2 separate regions of the Mus musculus genome follow, and region 2 is linked to region 1. A link is a contact called in ENCODE POLR2A ChIA-PET data. All regions are on one chromosome and are shown on one strand. The core of a region is the stretch at or near the end of the contact, and the rest is flanking DNA. Distances in the headings are between cores, read along the strand shown. Region 1 holds the start of Nat10 (N-acetyltransferase 10). Region 2 holds the start of 4930547E08Rik (RIKEN cDNA 4930547E08 gene).

Region 1 (3,388 bases), core at 341-2,840:
GGCTGGAGAGATGGCTCAGCACTGACTGCTCTTCCTAAGGTCCTGAGTTCAAATCCCAGCAACCACATGGTGGCTCACAGCCATCCTTAATGAGATCTGACACCCTCTTCTGGTGCGTCAGAAGACAACTACAGTGTGTTTAGATATAATAAATAAATAAGTCTTAAAAGAAAAAAAAATCTAGTATCCCAAGGCACTGATGTAACAAATAGACTTTACACTGGGATCTACCCAAGTCCAAAGCAACTCAGTTTGTAAGCTTTATGTTGCCAGCCACATAAACACCTACAAAAAATGAATGGGTACCTAATGTTAACGAGTCCAGCTTAATTGTTAAAAGTCTTATCTTGTCAGGCAGTGGTGGCCCACGCCTTTAATCCCAGCACTTGGGAGGCAGAAGCAGGCGGATTTCTGAGTTAGAGGCCAGACTGGTCTACAGAGTGAGTTCCAGGACAGCCAGGGCTATACAGAGAAACCCTGTCTTGGGGGGGGGGGGGGGGGGGAGTCTTATTTTTTGTTATAATAGGAGAGTCTTAGAATTAACAGGTAAGGCCCCTGAGTACAAGCTTTAATTCTAAAAAGTACTTTTAAAAGTAGATGAAATACAACTACACACAAAACTAATGTAAAATTAATGGCCAGAGTGAGGGATCTGATAACGATCTAAAATTACTGGTTCCAAGAAACGTTTAATACATAAGGAAAGCATTATTGGAAAGAGAAAATAAGATGAATCGTATTGGGTTTTGTTGTTGTTGTTGTTTGCTTTGTTTTGTTTTTTCAAACAGTCTCACTATGCAGACCAGACTGGCCTCGAGCTCCAAAAAATACTCCAGGCTCCACCTTCCAAGCGCTGGAATTAACGGTATACGCCACCACAACCTGATCGACAAGTCATTTTCATTCGGCTGTATCCATTCTTGTACACACAGCACCGGGTACTAAGCATCACGAGGTGCACTGTCAAATGTCCTGACTGAGACAGCTAAATAGTGCAAATAAACTGGCATACTGCAGTATTTAAGAGCAGAATATCTGGGACTAAACCGCGTTAGTTCAAAGCCTACCACTGCTACGAGGAGCCGAGTTTCTCAGAAAATAGTTTTGACACCAACCCATTCTCTCAAAGAGAGAGAAGAAGCCCGAGTGTGGGAAGGAGCCACACTCCCGGAAAGCGCTCGAGAAGCCAGCCCCGCATGTCAGAGTATCCCGGACCAGGAACGTCTGTCTGTAGGGCAGTCCAGGCGAAGAGTCCGAAGATACAGGCACCAGCCGGTACAGAAGCTTCCGTACTCGAGCCAGCCCTACCGGCCAGTGAAAGACCCAAACGCACATCTCAACATCCGACCCAGTCCCTTGCAAAGAGTACCTGCGCCCTGCTCCGGCCGACACCAGGCAGCTGCACAACGGAAGCACGTGAAGACACCGAGTTGCTACCCAGGCTGACCAATCTGCTGGAGAAAATTCTACACAGCTGAGCTACGCCGGGGCCGCCGCTGCACGTGAATCCGCTTAAGTGGCAGACAGCACGTGGGCAAGTGCTCAGAAGGGAGGGGACCACTACAGCTATGGGACCTTCCATGGCTTCGACGCTTAGTGATGACGTAAGAACACGCCGCGGATCTCCGCTACGCTTGCGCACTAACTCCCGGCCGCCATTTCGCCATTTGCTGCGGGTAACCTGGCTATGACAGGCGGAAGTAATCGTTTAGATATCCGGGTGTCTCGCATTTGCCGTTGCCACTGGTACAGGAACTCGTCCACTGTTGCTATGTTGAAAAAAACCTCTATAGCAGGGTTGTACAAGGCAATAGCTGTTGCTAGCGTAGGTGTTGTTTTATCGACCTCCCTACTTTTATATGAAACTAGCCCAGTAATTGTTTAATTCATCTTACTTGAACCTCCATCCGGCAGCAGTCTGAGAATGTCTGTAGACTTTGTACCAACGATCGTGGCCGCGGTACTCTGCAGGCTTTTCTTACTCATGCCAAGTGTACTAAAAGCCCAACATTGGGTCTCAAAGCTCATCCAACCACATCCACAAGGATACCCGTAAGTATGTCTGCTTTCCTTTTAGCATGAGCCACGTGAAATCGGTTTATCCTATATTTTTGGGCACAAGTTCTGTTATCTAAAACGAATTCCTTCCCCAAATTTACGCACCAACTTCAATATCAATCTAAATTTCAATGGACTTTAAAGACTTCATGATGCCTAGCCATATTGTTTTAAGTCACCAATACAGCCCTAGACTTAATACTAAGGTTCTAAATGCACTTAAGAAAATAAAACTACCAGTACTTTGTTATAATGGGCAGACAAGTCCTATAAGGTGGTGGTGACACAAGCAAAACACAAAACTTAGAAATAATGACCCTTGTGAGTACTCGACTTTTTTTTTTTTAAAGGAACCAATATAGGAAGAGGACAAAAATGGGCAAATAAGGCTAGTCGATTCTGCTTAAGTAGCCCAGATATGGTATTTCCGTTGTAATGAAAACAAAAAACTGGAATTTTGGGAACAGAGATGATGGCTATGATTACCTTAGTCACTGCAAAATCTGAAACCACCAGGTCAGGATGCAAACGGGGGCAACTGCCATAAGATAGTCAAGATTTAGAATGATAAAGTAGTAGGGCAGGGGAAGGGTAGCCAGTGCTAGATGGCTGAGCTGTCTATGCTGTGGAAGCATGTGATTTTACTGAAGAATATAAAGACAACAAAGACAGCTTCCAACTTACTGCCAACTGCCCCTATCAAGTAGTTGGACTGAAAATAGTTGATGTAGAATATTCTCAGTGTAGAATATCAAATGTGCTTGAGAAGATGGGTATGGGAATGGAACTGCACACCTGCAGGTTTAGAGGGTTTTGGAGACAATTCTCTTCCTCCACCTTTGTCCCAGGAGTCAAAACTCTGGTCTGGGTTGACTTCAAGTGATGATAGCTGCAGAGCCATTTCACTGGCCATTTAATATTCAAGCACTTTAGTGTGACTTTTGAATTTGAGGGGCTTGGGACTTAGGTATTTATAGACAAAGTAACTATAAAGAATTAATATTCAGAACAGCTAGGCTGGATTTGGCCACCTGGATTAAGTAAAACCAGAGATGAAACCATCCTTGAAGGCACAAGATACTCCGTGGTGACAGGGAATCTGAAATCCTTTCACCACTTCCAACTTACACCTCAATTTCTGCTGAAGAATGATGCACTTTCTGGATTACATTTGCCCATAAACTTTTGTTCTAAACACTGCAGTGAAGATCTTTTAAATGGCAGTTTTATTAGATGACCCACTATTCTGGCCACCCCCCCCCCAAAAAAAAACAATACACACCATTTTAAAACCTTCAATAGCTTCCAAATGTTGAGACAAAAACTAAAC
Region 2 (3,388 bases), core at 348-2,847, 49 kb after region 1:
AAAGATTTATTCTCTCTCTCTCTCTCTCTCTCTCTCTCTCTCTCTCTCTCTGTCTCTCTCTCTCTCTGTGTGTGTGTCTGTGTCTCTGTGTGTGTGTGTGTCTGTGTGTGCCAATGATGACCAGAAGAGGACATCAGAGCTAGAGTTAGAGTTGGTTACAAGATGCCAGACTTGGGCACTGGGAACTGAAATCTCATTCTCTGCAAGAGTAAAAAGTACAAAGAGTAAAAAGTACAAAGTACTTTTAACTAACGACGAGCCATCTCTTGAGGCTCCCCAGTTTTTGAAACCTGCATTCAAGGAGGTTGATATGCAGCCTCGCACAGATCTAGAACCTTCACTTTCCTTTTCCTTTGCAGCACGCAGAAACAAGCCCATGTTTTGGGGATGGATGGGGAGTTTGTTTGTTTGTTTTGTTGTTGTTGTTGTTGTTTGGTTTTTAGTCTCTGACCATGGGCATTTTGTGCTATCAACATCTAACATGACAGGATTTTATTAACTTCCAAAACTTGAGGGTTTTATCTTTCCCAGACTATAAGTCTAGAAATATACCAAGGCAACCATAGGGCAAGTTTAACAACCAGCTCTCAGGAGGAAAGGGTTATGTGAGTGTGAGGTTGTAAACACATATTAGCTCTTCTTCCTGCTCCCTGTTGAACTGCCGAGGGTCCAGAGAGATTCTTTTTTTTGTTTGTTTGTTTGGTTTGTTTTTGTTTGTTTTTGAGACAGGGTTTCACTGTATAGCCCTGGCTGTCCTGGAACTCACATTTGTAGACCAGGCTGGCCTCGAACTGAGAAATCCGCCTGCCTCTGCCTCTCAAGTGCTGGGATTAAAGGCATGGGCCACCACCGCAGGGCCAGAGTGCTATTGGGTCCTTTGCTTGTTTGGTTGGTTTGTTGGTTGGCTGACTTTGGCTTTTTGAGACAGAGTTTCTCTGTGTAACTTTGGTTGTCCCAGAACTCATTTTATAGACAAAGCTGGCCTCAAAATCACAGAGATCTACCTGCCTTTGACTCCTAAGTGCTAAGTGCTGGGATCAAAGGCATGCACCACCACTGCCCAGGTCTGATACTGGGTCTTTGATATTTGTATTTTCACAGAACCCTAAGACCTTTGTGATTCTCTGAGTCCCTCTCCTCTGGCAGCGTGTGATCCTTTGAATTAATTTGATAATCTTTTTGTCTGGGTGTTTACGTGAATCCTTCACTATATCCTCTATCAGAGTTCAAAATGTTTACCTGATTTTCAGTGAACCATTTTTGGCAAATTAATTGAATCCCAGAGAGAATACTAGGGATCCCAATTTGTAGATGAAGTATAGGAGTGTAGGTCATTTTTAAGCTCTACCTGCCTTTAGCTCCGGGAAGTGACCGCACAACCAGCCCAGTACCAGCTTCCCTTGAATCCGCAGATAAAACACACACACAGTACTTCCTTTTCAACTTGCCTTCTTGGCACAATTACTAAACTCCCCAGACCAACAGCCTGTAGGAGTGGTCTGTGTAGCCACTCCACTTTGAGATCTCACGTGGTTGCCCGATTCTCTTCTTTCCAAAGCTTGTTGAACTTTGTTCTCCTCCCTTATGACTGGTCTGTCTTCTGGGACCGGAAATCCCACCTCTCTTTTCCGCCCAGCAATTGGCCCATGGATTTCCTTACTGACAGATCAAGAACCAATTGGAACTTGGGAGGCAGAGGCAGGAGGATTTCTGAGGCCAGCCTGGTTTACAAAGTGAGTTCCAGGACAGCCAGAGCTATACAGAGAAACCCTGTCTCGAAACAAACAAGCAAACAAACAAACAACAACAAAAATGAACCAATTGGAGACCAGGCCCTTAGCATCGGCCCCGCCCCCTACACAACAAGTTGGTGTTTGTGTTACAGAGTATGTGGATTGACAAGATGATGAGTCTTGGGTGCTTTGGTTCTGGGCTTCTTTTCTTTTTAAGGGCTTTCTGAGGACATATTGGCAGACATCATTTTTTTTTTCCTTCAAGGCATGGTTTTTCTGTGATCCTGGATGTCTTAGAACTCTGTAGACCAGGATGGACCAGGCGGGTTTTGAACGCAGAGATCATCTCGTCTATCTCTGCCTCCTGGGTGCTGGAATTAAAGGCAAGCACCACCACACCCAGGTAAGGACATCATCCCTTTTAGAGGGAATGAAATGTTTTTGGATTCTACTAGCTCTTCTGGGCCCTAACTGCTGAGGCACAGTAACACCTGTCACTCAGAGAATATATTTCTCCTTTTATCCCCAATAAACCAATTAAGAACACTGAGGTTGGCATCTGTAACACATTCCTGAATAGATTTGCACTTCCTCTCTCCAGTTCTGGTTAGTCTCTAACAAGAACTCCTCTTACTCAACAGCAGGTACACTATGATGTGGACCAAGATGCCTTGCTTCATGGGAAAGTTTTTTGTTGTCCCTACCACAGATTCCAACTACACAACCCTTCCACTCTTCACCAGAGTACCGGCAGCTACTTCTGTGACCATGCACTTCTCAGAAAGTATGAAATCTGTGTTCACCATCCACTTCATTGGGTCTCTGACAGCCAGTGGCAGGGAAGGAGATACGCAGCTCCGTCTTGACTCAGGTGAGGGCCTAGGTGGCGCCACAAAAAAAAAAAAAAAAAAAAAAAAAAAAAAAAAAGCCATCAGGTCTTCCTTAATGACTAATGAGCCATTCTCCAACAGGGAATATTTACTTTTTGGTTTTCGTGTTTTTGTTTTTTTATGTGTGTAACTGCCTGTGTTCTGTGTGCTTGCCTGGTGCCTGTAGCATCCAGAGGAAGATCCTCTGGACCTGGAATTACAGTAGGTGGTGGGAACTAGTATATGGATTTTGGGAATCAAACCTAGATCCTCTGGAAGAGCAGCAAACTCTCTTAACTGCAGAGCCACCTCTACATTTTATGGTACTGAGGCAGTCCTGGTACTGGGGCTCTAAGCCTGCCAGACAAGTTCTCAACTAGTGAACCATGACCTCTAGCCCTTTTGATTTTGAAAGGAAAAAAAAAAAAAAAAAAAAAGAGGGCTCTCTAAATTATTCAGATTGACCTTGAAACTTAAGATCATTTTGCCTCAGCCCTATAAGTAGCTGGGATTACAGGGCTGTGCCACCAGGCCTGACAAGTTTTGAGTGTTTATTAACTTGGTTTTAAATGTAGTTTATTGATAAGCACCCATACTTAATGCATTGATTTCTATGTAGTTTTAAATATACCTTATTGATAATACATAATGACTGTTTCCACAACCATCAGATAGCCTGAAAATTTATCAGTCAACTAGTAAGCTGGTGTACACCATACCAACTGCCTTCTCCAACATACCACTGGACACAAATCAAATATTTATTCAAAATAAACCCCAAAGAAG

The links. ChIA-PET counts read pairs that join two places held with the same protein, here RNA polymerase II (POLR2A).
Region 2: POLR2A ChIA-PET joins it to region 1 with 14 read pairs in embryonic stem cell. The contact joins the promoter of 4930547E08Rik here to the promoter of Nat10 in region 1. POLR2A ChIA-PET finds 5 or more read pairs at or near these places in 4 of 5 experiments (Patski and embryonic stem cell).

Annotation. Positions count from the first base shown.
Region 1 is chr2:103,759,680-103,763,067 of GRCm38, forward strand. It overlaps Nat10 (N-acetyltransferase 10), which reads right to left and starts at 1,591. Exons shown (of 29, transcript NM_153126.3): 1 at 1,370-1,591. It overlaps Caprin1 (cell cycle associated protein 1), which reads right to left. Exons shown (of 19, transcript NM_016739.3): 19 at 3,266-3,388.
Region 2 is chr2:103,809,025-103,812,412 of GRCm38, forward strand. It overlaps 4930547E08Rik (RIKEN cDNA 4930547E08 gene), which reads right to left and starts at 1,598. Exons shown (of 4, transcript NR_040514.1): 1 at 1,449-1,598.